4 separate regions of the Homo sapiens genome follow, and all the other regions are linked to region 3. A link is a contact called in ENCODE Hi-C data. All regions are on one chromosome and are shown on one strand. The core of a region is the stretch at or near the end of the contact, and the rest is flanking DNA. Distances in the headings are between cores, read along the strand shown.

Evidence for each region. Hi-C counts contacts between places; a loop is a spot of excess contacts on that map. Pooled maps may share reads with other maps.
Region 1: a loop to region 3 is called in a pooled map, with 18 times the contacts of the local background. The contact joins the promoter of E2F7 here to the promoter of CPSF6 in region 3. A Hi-C loop is called at or near these places in 3 of 37 single-sample maps with no recorded cell type and 2 of 50 pooled maps.
Region 2: a loop to region 3 is called in a map of B cell, with 12 times the contacts of the local background. The contact joins the promoter of KICS2 here to the promoter of CPSF6 in region 3. A Hi-C loop is called at or near these places in 2 of 168 maps with a recorded cell type or tissue (B cell and CD8-positive, alpha-beta T cell) and 10 of 50 pooled maps.
Region 4: a map of B cell shows a loop between it and region 3 (11-fold over the local background). The contact joins the promoter of USP15 here to the promoter of CPSF6 in region 3. A Hi-C loop is called at or near these places in 3 of 168 maps with a recorded cell type or tissue (B cell, CD4-positive, alpha-beta memory T cell and CD8-positive, alpha-beta T cell) and 6 of 50 pooled maps.

What each region holds. Positions count from the first base shown.
Region 1 is chr12:77,063,780-77,066,907 of GRCh38, forward strand. E2F7 (E2F transcription factor 7) reads right to left here and starts at 1,790. Exons shown (of 13, transcript NM_203394.3): 1 at 1,566-1,790; 2 at 764-856. The coding sequence starts at 856. RefSeq lists silencers at 1,630-1,679, 1,700-2,129 and enhancers at 1,738-2,444, 2,180-2,409.
Region 2 is chr12:64,220,764-64,224,230 of GRCh38, forward strand. KICS2 (KICSTOR subunit 2) reads right to left here and starts at 1,533. Exons shown (of 3, transcript NM_152440.5): 1 at 1,240-1,533. The coding sequence starts at 1,474. It overlaps LOC124902952 (a long non-coding RNA gene), which reads left to right and starts at 1,586. Exons shown (of 2, transcript XR_007063347.1): 1 at 1,586-1,780. RefSeq lists enhancers at 1,057-1,176, 1,247-1,306, 1,341-1,935, 1,417-1,506, 1,657-1,846 and 1 more.
Region 3 is chr12:69,238,282-69,241,365 of GRCh38, forward strand. CPSF6 (cleavage and polyadenylation specific factor 6) reads left to right here and starts at 1,288. Exons shown (of 10, transcript NM_007007.3): 1 at 1,288-1,425. The coding sequence starts at 1,366. RefSeq lists silencers at 1,111-1,610, 1,761-1,980 and enhancers at 1,444-2,024, 2,025-2,604.
Region 4 is chr12:62,259,028-62,262,430 of GRCh38, forward strand. It overlaps USP15 (ubiquitin specific peptidase 15), which reads left to right and starts at 1,377. Exons shown (of 22, transcript NM_001252078.2): 1 at 1,377-1,476. The coding sequence starts at 1,388. MIR6125 (microRNA 6125) reads left to right here and starts at 1,332; the gene lies at 1,332-1,427. It also overlaps a transcript of TAFA2 not described here. RefSeq lists enhancers at 633-702, 1,253-1,612, 1,833-1,882, 2,606-3,106, 3,107-3,403 and silencers at 963-1,022, 1,103-1,212.

The sequences.
Region 1 (3,128 bases), core at 540-3,039, 7.8 Mb after region 3:
GCTAAGCCTAAAAATAAGACCAGGAGCTCGGAGAAGTTCAATGCCCAAGTTGCTACTCACAGATTTATATTCAAAGTTTCTAAAACTTGGTTTGTTATTTCTATTTGCCTGTGCCTAAAAATGCTCAGATAGTTTAGACATTGTTATGGCCAGTTTACTTTGTAATGTTCTTGAAAACAACATCTTGGTCTTACAAATCACAAGGGGTGCAAAATGTAAGGGAATGGCTCAGTGCAAAACTAGCAACAGTATGGTAAAATATTCAGAATATACTGATGAGTTCAGCCACTTTATCTCCCTATATAGTAGGCACAGGTCTACTCTTGGGTGAATGGAACAGTCTCTGGGAGCTAGTTCATTGGTATGAAGACATTTCACAGCACTTTAATAATCCAGCATTTATGCCTGCAAAGGTCTATTTTCCTGGGAACTGAGGCTTAGCATTCCTACAGAGCACTAGCTACACCACCCTTGACAACTGTATTATAAACTTTGATTGCTGTAGCCAGCATATTTTTGACTTATATAAATTGGTTACAACATTACATGTAACCTTGCCTATTTTTCCCACTATATCTGAGAGTAGAATTCCAACAATAATGGTTTGGATGGCTCTATTTTTAAAAAAGAATGTTTCTATAATGTTTATCAATATTAATTATTATGCTTAAATACAAATACAAATGGCATGTTGGAACACTTAATTGAATTCAACATCACCATCCTTAACATATTAGAAACTAAGGTGTTTATGTTTGCTTACCTTTTGTGCATTTTCCCCATCTTCAACTGCAAAATCTAGTCTGGGCTGCCTGGGGCTGATCAGGTCTTTTAGTGTTAAACAATTTACCTCCATCTGTAATGCACAATTACACTAGAAAATGATTTTGCAATTAGGTATTTTTTCCTCAAACAAAAATATCTACATATGTGTTACTTGTTTGTCAATATGAAATTCCCCCTTCTCTAAGCACATCCTGGGCATTTCCAGGAGTTGTAGCCACCCTCAACTTTCTAAAACTCACGCGAACAAACTCAAACACCTAAAGTGTGCTTAGTAATACTGAAAATCTGGGAAGAAAAAAATCTACAAAAATAGTAACTCCTTATGAAAAGCTAGATGGCAAAATAAAGTTACCAAGTCGGAAGGGTGTTGGGCAAATCTGTCAGAAAAGTACAGGGTCTCCCAGGTCAGTTAATTTTGGCGCAAAGAACTGAGAGGAATTCGGCTTTGAGGGGTTTTGAATCGGGGGAAGGAAACCCGATCGCTAGACCAAACCCACTCAGCGCTGAGCGCAGCCCCTTCCCAGGCCTCCAAGCAGATCCCCCAAATAAACTTCTCCAATGAAAGCTCCAAGTTGTGGGGAAGGGCAAATCCCCTCTACTGCCGGGCCGGAGTGAGAGCTGCACCCGGCACACCCTCTGCGCACCGGGTTCCCCGGCAGAAACACCTCGAGCCCTCGCCAGCCGGGGGACGTGAGGAGTGGCAGGCTGGCAGCCGGGGCGGGAGTGGGCCCTGTATCCCAATTCCCGCCTCCCCACTGGCGCTGGGGCCGCACGCTTACCCCTGCTTTCCTAAGGAGGCTTCCTGCCTCTGCAGGGACCTCCACGGACCCAAGCCGATGAGGGAAGGTGGTGCGGCGATCAGCAGCCGGGCGGCGGCATCGGGAAGGGAGAGCGAGGCGCGCAGATCCCCGCGCCGAGTGCCCTGGGCTGGCGGGGACCCCGCGGCGTCCGGGCAGCGCCAGCGCTCAGACCGGCCGAGCGCAACTCCAGCCTGGATCGTAGTCCCCGCTAAAACACCTCCTCTGGCGCCTTGAGACCGAATTTGAGAATCCACCAATCAGCGGCGGCCGGCGGGGCGGCCCCGGCCAATCGTGCGGCGGCACGGCCCGGGCTCACCGCCCCTCGGAGTCTTGGCGCTCCGAGCCGCGCGTTTTGCCCTCACCCGCCCAATTGTTGCCGCCTCGGCCCCCTCCCCCTTCCGGGTACCTGGAAACCTCGGGCCCGGGAGCCAATTCCTGCTGGGGACGCGGGCCCCGGCGGCCGCGGGAAGCCAAGGTGGGGGCGGCGCGGGGCGGCGCGGGGCGGCGGGAGAAGGAAGAGGAGGAGGAGGGCTCTTTTGTTATGCATAGAAGACCCGCGCACGTCCCCGCGGCTTGCCGCGCCCGGGGACCCCGGGCACAGCCAGAGGACAGGAAAGCAGATGGGGTTTGGAAGAACGATCTACACCCTCTGGATGCTGCTGCCGCCATCCCCGCCCGCCCTCAGCAACCTGTGCGGAAGCGGAGTTGTCCAGACTTGCCGGGGCAAACTTCTTAACATCGCACGCTGGTGTGACACATGAACCATGGTTACCGCTCTGCTGCGAGCAGATGGCACGCCAGTTAGCCCTGGAGACAAGACTGGAAGCCAAACCAGAAGTTTTTCTAACTTTTTTTTGTTTGTTTGTTTTGTGTGTGTGGCAAATCCGGAAATGTTTTTTGGTGTTCCCTTTTCGGCAAATTGCAAATAATTAGGAGGGAAAAAGCTTTATATAAAAAAGTAGTTCTTTGCAATAGGGACTAGCATTCTGGGAGACAGTCTAGAAAATTTCCTCAACACCACTGATCTGTATTAAATGTTTCACTTCTTTCATCCTACAGTTTCTTGTTTAAAATATGAATGTTGGTAGAGATGGACTTTTTACAAAACAGACTTTATTGTTTAGAAGTTTTCAATTTACAGAAAAATTGAGATAGTACCAAGAATTCCCATATATTCAGCACCCAATTTCACCCACTATTAACATTTTGTGTTAGTATAGAATATTTTTTGAAATTAATGATCTAATATTGGTACATTCTTCTGAGCTCAAGTCATTACTTTATTCAGATTTACTTAATTTTTTCCTAATGGCCCTTTTTTCTGTTCAGGATACCACATTACCTTTAGTTCCTATGTCTCTAGGCTCCTCTTGGCTATGACAGTTTCTCATACTTTCCTCATTTTTGATACCTGGACATTTTTGAGTAGTATTGGTCAAGTATTTTGTAAGATATCCCTCAACTGAAATGTGAGACAGCCTTCTTAAAGCATCAGACATTCTTAAATGTACAGACATGTCCCTACCCCCCATCTACTTTACA
Region 2 (3,467 bases), core at 283-2,782, 5.0 Mb before region 3:
GAGAGTACAAGGGCAGATATTTTGGTTTCGACTCTATCATCTACCCAACATAACTGCATATATAATTTGCTAATCTATAGAAAGGGGAATAATAACACCATAGCAGCAACTGCAAATTTGTGAGAAATGCCATTGTAAAAAGGGGAGGAAAAAAATAAGGTGAAACTATCTGACCAGTTTTTGCTAATAAATTAGCATACTAAATAAGTATGTATAAATCAACATACTTGCTACAGCAATTACGAACTCAGGAAGCCCTGTCTCTTGAGTGTTTACTGAAAGCTCAATAAGATGTACATGGTCACCTTCAGGCAATATAAGGAAAGTAGGGGGCTGGTTAGGGAACGGGGGGGGGTGGATCAAAATGAAATCTACACCAATTTTACATTTCTATTCTCTGTATTTTATATACGTGTCCTTCATTCACATCAGACCTCACGCTTCTGAAAATTGAAGAGTCTAAAACAGGTCAAAGTACTGACTCTGAAACCCCTAGGATTCAAATATATTTATTTGTCATAATTAAGCAGTAATATTATTTTGTATGCATATTCCATGCCTTTTACATCTATTATTTCCTTCTCATCTACTTATACTTATTGCTTCTACTAGTAAAAATCAGTTGAATCAGCTCTTGAATCTTATTTCAGAGGCAAGATGTACATGAAGTGCTAAGAGTGTTTACCATTTTCCCCTTAAGTCTCTTCTTGCTAGTGTTAGGCATATTTCTTGCCTTTCCTGCCCAATATTCATTTATTACTTTAGTCATTAAATATGTATTGGGGGACTATGAAGACGGGGTAGGACTCTAAATGTGACTCTCGGGCCTTAACCTTAAGAGGCCACACAACAGTGTTCAGTAATAGAACTAGGTTGTTTTGCAAAGTTTTGCTCTTCTGGCTGCAGCGTCACTAATTAAAACAATGAAGACATAGTTTGGTTAACTTCTCATTTATGGCATCAATCCATGCACGAGGCAAAAGGGCAAACCCTTCGGTTTGGGTCACAGCCCTGCAAAGAGCATCTACCCAGTTCGCCAATCTATCAGCAGCGCAGGCCGGTGGGCGGGGCTTGTGGAAGCCCAGGGAAGGAAAGGAACGGTGGGAGGAGATCTGGGAATGCCGAGTCGAGCCTGCGACTAGAAGTGACACAGAGACGGGAAACCCAAGCCACTGCCGACTGGGGAATATACCCCCTTTACTTCCTCCTCAAGGGGCTCGGGGGGCGGGGCGGAGGTACCTAGTTTCTGCCCCAGGTAGGTGAGGCTGTGATAGACCTTCTCGGCCGCGGCCAGGTGCGCCAAGGCCGCCAGCAGCGACAGCCAGCTGCCCCCCGCGCTCTTGTTGGCCTCTCGTTCCTTCTCCACATTGTCCTTAGCCTTGTCGTAAGAGAAGATACCCAGGTGAGAGAAGAACGTCTCCAGCACCGCCTGTTCCACCGGGACCGGGGCGGCCAGCGGGATAGACTCCCCCATGCGAGCTGCGCCCCAGCTCGACCCACGTGGCTCTCCTCGGCCTCGCACTTCCGGGTTCTGAGGGAACGGGCTTGCGCACAAGCGTGCGTGCGCGTGACCGCCTCCACCGGCGGACTCGTGAGCGCGCCGCTGCCGGGACCGCTCCTGGGCCTTAGAGAAGACGCGGATAAGGGCCAAGGAAAGAGGGAGGTAGCGGTTGCTGAGCTCCTTCGGCGCTTCGGCTCCTGTAGCTCTGACTATTCGGACCGTCAAGGTAGAATAGGAGGCGGCCAGTTCCCCGCTCTAAGAAGTTGCCTGCGCTCTGAGGTGAGCTGACAGGCCCCTCTCTGTGTGGTTCGTCAGCGCTGGTGACGTCATGCAAACGTGACGTCAGCCCTGGCCAGAACATCTGGCCTGGGCTCTCCAGGCACCTCGCTGGGCCGGCTGGGAGATGGGGAAGTGCCTGGAGTTGTGCCCACACTCACAGCAGGGACCCTAGTCAGCCCTGACACCTTCTACACCAACTCATGGAAGTGATTTGCTGAGATTAGAAGACTGACGGGTAAAGGTTGATCTCCTTCCCATTGCCTAGTTTTCATCACATCACACACCACCGGTTAACTCTCACCTGTATCCCGTTCTAGTTCTCCCGGGTCTGTGTTAGCCCTGCAACTAATAAGTAGAGCCCCTGGCCCAAACTGCATTAACCTTCCTTAAAAAGTTATCTTTTTTTTTTCTTTTTTTTTGAGACGGAGTCTCGCTCTGTCGCCCAGACTGGAGTGCAGTGGTGAGATCTCGGCCCACTGCAGCCTCCACCTCCCGAGTTCAAACGATTTTCCTGCCTCAACCTCCCTAGTAGCTGGGATTACAGGCCAGCGCCACCACACCTGGCTAATTTTCGTATTTTTAATAGAAACAGGGTTTCACCATGTTAGCCAGGCTGGTCTCAAACTCCTGGCTCAAGCAATCTTCCCACCTCAGCCTCCCAAAGTTTTGGGATTACAGGTGTGAGCCACCACCCCTGGCCAGAATGAAGAATACATTAATGTAAATTGTGCACGTTGTCATTTAGAATAATTACAAGTTCCTTTGGCATTTAAGAAACCCCATGAACCCGGCTCATACTTGTATGTCCACTACTTTGAAACACTACCCACTACTCAATAGTTTTTTCCTTTCTTCTTTGTGCATACTTATTTTATGCTTCTTAGTCACACTATTTAATCGCATATATTTACATATCTCTTTCCCCAAGTGGTGAGATCCCTAGGGTACAGTAGGGTTCACTTACAGTTATAATCTTTTCATATTGGACGGCGCAGCCATGTTTGTTGAACAAATGAGAGAATTGCCTATTTTCGTTTTTTCTCAAACTAGAGCTGTTCTGCCATCATCACTACCTTTTAAAGGAAATCCCACTAATCTAATTTTAATGAATAGGTATTGTGCACCTGTTCCCTATACTCAAGAATGTAATTGGATAAGATCAACCCTGTTAACAATGATACAAGGCAGTTTTTTTTTTTTTTGGTTGTTTTATTTTGTTTTGTTTTTGGACAGGGTCTCACTCTTTCCCCCAGGCTGGAGTTTTCCCCAGGCTGGAGTGCAGTGGCATGACCTCGGCTCACCGCAACCTCCGCTTTCCAGGCTTTAGTGATTCTCCTGCCTCAGCCTCTGGAGTAGCTGGGATTACAGGCCAGTGCCACCACACCTGGCTAATTTTCGTATTTTTAACAGAATTGGGGTTTACACCATGTTGGCCAGGCTGGTCTTAAAATCCTGACTTCAAATGGTCTGCCCGCCTCGGACTCCCAAAGTGCTGGGATTACAGGCATGAGCCACTGCGCCCAGCTTCAAGGAAGATTTTTTTTTTTTTTTTTTTTTTGAGACAGAGTTTTGGTCTTGTTGCCCAGGCTGGAGTGCAGTGGAGCCATCTCAGCTCACTGCAACCTCCACCTGCCGGATTCAAGTGATTTTCCTGCCTAAGGCCAGCCTCCAGAGTAGCTAGGATTAC
Region 3 (3,084 bases), core at 38-2,537:
ATTTTGGAATATTTGCATATACATAAATTATCCAGGAGATGGGACCCAAGCCTAAACGAAATTCATTTATGTTTCACATATACCTTATACACACAGCCTGAAGATTATTTCATACAATACTTTTAGTTATTTTGTGCATGAAAAAAAGTTTTGATTGCATTTTTGACTGCGACCTGGCAAATAAGATCAGGTGTGGAATTTTCCACTTGTGGCATCATGTCAGTGCGCAAAAAGTTTCAGATTTTGGAGCATTTCAAATTTTTGGATTAGAGATGCCCAACCTTACAGATGTTGTTTGGGTTATTCTATGAATGATTTCTGGCCAGTTTCTCAGGAAACACGCTCTACTACAGTATATTTTTTAATGAGTGAAAAAGAAATTAAGAATGGAGGGGAAAGTTTCAAACTGGAGAGACATCTTTGAGTAAAGTATCGTGGCTGAATGTTCCTACCTTTATTGACCATGTGACCTGGTTAAATCACTTAGGTTCTATTAGGCCTCAGTCTTCTCTTCTGTAAAATGAGATGTTTAGACCTAAGGACACCTTTCCAGTTCCCTTCCCGTTGGGACATTCTAGGATTCTGAGAGAGAAGCCCCCCTGGCCTCAAGATACCTCCACTCTCTTGGGTGTGCTCTAAGATGACTGCATTCATGTTAGAAGCATCTGAACTACGCCAGAGACAACCTACTGTAGATCTAAGGAAGAAAAAATGAATGGCAATGAATGCGAGAGGAAGGTGGGGGGGAAAGAAGCCCACGAAGATTAGAGATGGAAATGGCAACATAAACAGCATGCAAAGATAACCACTGACGGGTATCTAGCGTTTACGATGCAAATAAAACTCTGCTGGTCTCTGAGGATGCAGAAACAAGACATTGTTTTTGGTCTTAAGCCGTTCACAGAATGCCCGGGGGTTACACTTTGCATTTAAGCACGGACATATAACTTCCACCTTTAAAAGTCCTGGATGTGAGAAAGATAAGAACAACGGATAAATGAAAATATTAACAAAACGTCTGAGTATGCCAGAGGCCACGTGAAAAGACGGTGTGTGGAAACAGGTGGGACCCACTGCTAAGCTGGATGCGCGAGTAGGACAAAAAAATTGGCCCCCACTCCCGGGCCTCACCCAGACACAAAAGAAACGTCCTCTGCCCTCAGAGGCGCAGCCTTTCCTCAGCCAGCAGAGCGGCTGGGCTGCAGAGTCCCCGCCCCCGGCCGGCCCCTGTCGCCCGCGCCTCCCTCCCTCGGGCCTCGGAAGTGACGCAAGCGCCCCCCCACCGCCGCTAGATCCGCTGCTGCTGCCGCGGCGGGCAGACCTGCAGGAGGCGGCGGCGGCGGCGGCGGCCGAGGCTGAAGGAAGATGGCGGACGGCGTGGACCACATAGACATTTACGCGGATGTCGGCGAAGAGTTCAACCAGGTACGTGAGAGCCCAGGTCCCCGCCGCCGACGCGGGCGGCGCTGCGGCCGGGAAGCTGACCCGGGGCCCGCTGCGGCCGCGAGCCGAAGCGACTGCAGAGTGTGCGCCCTTGCCGCCTCTGGGCCGCGCCGCCGACCCCTGGCGTGGCGCCCCCCCGCCCCTCGTTCTACCGCGTCGTTTCACGGGCCGCGGGCGCGGCGAGTCGCCGCGGGGCCCGGAGCGCGGACGCGGGCCGCTGTGCAGCTGCCGCCGGCTCCTCCCTCGCCGGCGCTGCCTCGCTCCCTATTGTTGGCGGCACCCGGCTGGCGCTTCCCGCCGCGCTAGGCCCGGGCGGTGGGGCCGCGTGTAAGCGGCGGAGAGAACTGGCCGCCGCCGCGCCCCCTCCCCCGTCGCTGGTCGGAGGAGGAAGCCCTGGCGGGGCGCGTGCCCGCCGCCGCCGCCCCTTCCCCGCCGCTGCCGCTCGGGCTCCGATTCCTCCCATCGCTCCATTTTGTCTCCCTGCCCGCGCACTGTCGCCTCATGGAAGGCCGCGTTCACGGCCCTTTGTATCCCGCGCGCCCAGTCCCCGGGGCTCTCCTTCTCGGGTTTGCGACAGGTTTCGGCGTGGCGCCTTCCTCCTCCCCTCACACTTTCTGAAGGCGACTGAGGTGCGGGCTCATTTGCAACAAGTCCTTTGACTTTTGGAGCCACAGATAAAAGTCGGTGCGCTGGTCCTGCCTCATTAATCCAGGGCTTGCAGTGCTTTGAAGCCCAGTCGTTGTTGGCCTTTGTGATGAAAATACCTGTGAAGATGAGTGGCCGGGGACCAAAAGGAAGAATTGGAAGCGCGATGGTTGGATGGAACAAAAAGATGTTAGCTCACCCACAGATCTCATAGTGATTAAAATGAAAGAACGTTCACCCCAAATCCTTATGATGTGGTTTAAAAATAAAGAGTTATAGATAAGACCCTATTTTCGAAAACAAAGTGTTAAATCCCCCCACCCCCACCCCCGGGCCCCGTGTTACCTTTTGAAAGGTTGAGCGAAAGTGAGAATGCAAGGTTTTCCTGAACGACGTTGCTTAGAGGTAACGCGGGGCTGTGATGTCTGTTAATGGGCATCCTTGCAAAAGATGTCGTTTGTTGCTAGTGACGTTTAAGGTTTGAACCTGCTGTTCGTATCTACTGCATTTTATGTAGTAACACATTTAAAACAATTAAATTGTGCTTAACTGCAATGTTCCTAAAAGCCTTATTTTTTTGTATTTCCCAGGTCCCTATGAGAAGTTTAATGAAATATTACTGGCTAATGTGGTTTTCCCACCTCCATTAACCATCATATTCGTGACTAGTTGCTCAGGCTTTTTAAAAAACAAGGAAACTCAAGAGATCTTTACTGTTTTATTTTTCAGGAATGACTTTGTGCCTCTGGTTTAAATATTAGAAAACAGAAAAATACCAGTTGGCTTTAAATGTTTGCTATTCAGTTAAAGACTGGATTTGTTTAAATGTAATACATTGTAATCAAAGGTTAAGTTTTTAAATCTTTGTGTTTTTAAAATTGTGCTTATGTTTTAAATAATAATACTTGAGTTGTGTCCATTACAAATCAGATACATTCCTCGAGTGCAACACAGGTTCTAACGCTTATAAGACCTCTAGGAAATTTTTTTCCTTTT
Region 4 (3,403 bases), core at 127-2,626, 7.0 Mb before region 3:
TAATACTGATATACACAAATCATAATGCCAATATACACTACTTTCACTTGGATTCAGCACTTCCTACTAGCATAACTACACCTACCTTTATCGCATTCTCACCAAATGAGTTAGGGTTTAAAATGGGCAAACGAGAAATGATGTGGGGATTCCGGCCCATCTTTTAGACTTTTCACATCAATATGGTATGTTAAAATCACACCCCTGGACATCATGCTCGGGAATACTTAAGTAATTTTGCCACAATTCATTTACTAAACAAATATTTAGGTAATTTTTACATGTCCATCAGTACTGTGCTAACCACCAGGTGTACAAAGGCTAAAACAAAAGATGAACCCAGTTCCAGCTCTTAAAGAGTTTACATTTTAGTTCAGGCTTTCAGAAGGAGAGGCAGTGAGTGTGCTATACTGTATAGCATGTGGGCTCTTGAACCAGCCTCTCCACTCACCTCTCCACCTGCTGTGTGACCTTGGCATTTGATTTTTAAGCGACTCGATTTTCTATTTTGTAACATAATCGTTGACTTCAAATTAAAGACATATCTAGTTTCATTTCAGGTGTACGGCACCATACGAAGATGGGGCTAAGAAAATGTTACTATCCTGTATAAACAAGAGGGTTTCTCGCACGTTTTCTTCCTTTAGTATCTGGCATTATTCAATACTGTCCATATTCTACTCCCTGTTCACCGATGAACTGGGACATGTTTTTCACTGCAGCTTAGTCGTCTGGGTGTGCCTGGGGAGGCGTCACAAAGAGCCTATAAAGGGTCCCCACCTACAACGGGAGTAAGAGCGCTGGAAGGAACCCAGGAAGGGCATGGAGACCAAGCGTTCGGTTTCGGAGTGTTTTTTGTGTGTGCCCATATTCACCGAGCTTGGGTTCTCCCACTCGTAACGAAAAGCCCAGTCACTGAGCTGCTACATTTTCTGCCATATCTTAGCCGTCCCCACGCCCCCACACCACCGCCCCACCCTACCTCACCCTCAAGCGTGAGTGAATGCGCAAATAAGGGTTTTCAAGGCGTCAGTGGGAAAGAGGGAGGGGAAGGCAACGCTGAGGACGGGAGGACAGGGCGGTGGCATCCCTCTAGCGAGAGAGAGCCAGAGCCCTCGGCGGCGAGGAAAGCTAAAACCCGGCAGTCCCGGGCCAGAGGAGGCCAAGGCAAGATGCTGGACGGGCGGGGACCGATGGGGGGCAGCAGACCATGGCCGCGCACCCAGTGCGCCCCCGGGGCCTCCTCTTGTCCCGAGGAGCACCCCCGCTCCCGGTGTCTTTTGGTTTCGACCGGCCGACTGGGAGGGGCCGTGGGACGCCATTCCCATAATGCTCTGGGGCGTGCCGCCGCCGTCGCTGCCACCTCCCCTACCGCTAGTGGAAGAAGATGGCGGAAGGCGGAGCGGCGGATCTGGACACCCAGCGGTCTGACATCGCGACGCTGCTCAAAACCTCGCTCCGGAAAGGGGACACCTGGTAAGAGAAAGGGGTTGAGATGCCCGCGGTTGCCCGAGGATAGTGGAGAAGTGGGCGGGAGCCGCGAGCTGGTTCTTTCGCTAGTGACAGGTGCGGGCAGGTCCGGCGGCGGCCGCCGGGGCAGCGGGATTTTGGCCGCTTCTGAAATGTTGGGGCAAAGGTTGGACTCTAGATGAGGGTCAGGGTTCTTGGCTTGCCAGGGCATGCTGAAAGGTATCCGGGGAGCGGCGGCGGCGGCGGTTCTGACTCGTGCGGTTCTCTTCGTCCTCCTTCCTTCCGTAGTGCCGCTCCCACCTCAGGCCTTCCCGAATGATAGGTTATAGTGGTTTGGTTTGAGTCTTATATACGCCGTTTTGACAGGTCCCGGTGCCGCGGCTTATCACGATCTCACCGGCTTTACTTCTCTGTTCATTTCCTTTCCTAGAATTGTCGGCGTCCAAGTTCCCTTTTATTCTGATTCTTGGTCTTCCGGGAGGCAGGCTGCAGGATGTTTGCGGTCTGTACTACACAGGTGGCATGTCAGGGCTCCACATAAGAGAAAGAAACCCTAGTTTCCAGTTCCTTGTCAAAGGAGGGAGAGGAGTAGGGAACCTTGGGCTTATGAGAGACCACGTGGTCTTGTGCTTTAGTGGTGGCTTGATAGAAGCCGGCAGCGTTTCTGTTAGACGTGCAGCCCTTCCCTTCTGTTTGAAAGATAATGTAGGCCTGCAAAAAGTAGATAAGTCCACTTGAGGCTTAACTAACTGCTAATATTCAAACTTGTAAAATACCAAAGGTTATACATTTAAAATACTGAAGGATGTATGTGGACATTTTCACACTTGTCGACCATATCAAGTGGCATCTACAATAACTTAAATATGTGAATATGTAACATAATTTAAAATTCCTTATTTTTTGGGAAGCATAATGTGCCTCTTCATTATAATAAAACATATTTTCACTTTCCACTGTTACCATAACAGTAGTATATAATTCATAGAGTGTTTCAGTATGGCATAGTGAAAGGAACAGTAAGATTTAGACCTGAGTTATGTCACAGTTTCACCACTCAACTTGCAGTATGGCTTTGAGGAGAGTTAATTTAAATCATTGCACCTCATTATCTTCATGCTGTAAAATGGACAGTAATTTTATTATAAGGATTTTATCTTGATTCGTTTTAATATCTTAAGAATTTCATATTTATGAGATATCAAATTTTAGTTATCCTCTTATCTCTGCTCTTTACTCCTGACAAAAGGCTGTGATATTGGGATCATTTTCAGTTAAGCTAATAGGTGGCAGACTTAGGACCTTAATTTAACCTTGATCTAAGTCTTAGTCTCTTTTTTCTTTTTTGGTAGGCTATATACTATGTTTGTATGATAGAAATCCCTAAGGATGTAAATACATACTTGTTTCATTATATCAAAAAAATAGAATCTTCAAGTGACTTAATAATAGTTATTGTTGGCCTGGCAGGGTGGTTCACGCCTGTAACCCAGCACTTTGGGAGGCCGAGGAGGGAGGATCACTTGAACTCAGGAGTTCCAGACCAGCCTGGGCACCATGGTGAAACCCCGTCTCTACAAAAATACAAAAAAATTAGCTGGGCATGGTGGCACGCCTGTGGTCCCAGCTACTCAGGAGGCTGAGGTGGGAGGATTGCCTGAGCCTAGGAAGCGGAGGTTGCAGTGAGCCGAGATCCGGCCACTGCACTCTAGCCTGGGCAACGTGAGACTCCATCTCAAAAAAAGAAAAAAAAAAGTTATTGTTTTTATTATAATGTTAGATGTTTATTACTGTGGGGAAATTGGACATTTCCTAGGACACCCATGTTTACCTTGGCTTGTGGTAATGACAAATAAGTCCCCGCTGGCTATTGTAAGTTAAAGAACATTTAAAAATTCTTAATTCACCCAACCTAGTACCACCTTATTTTAAA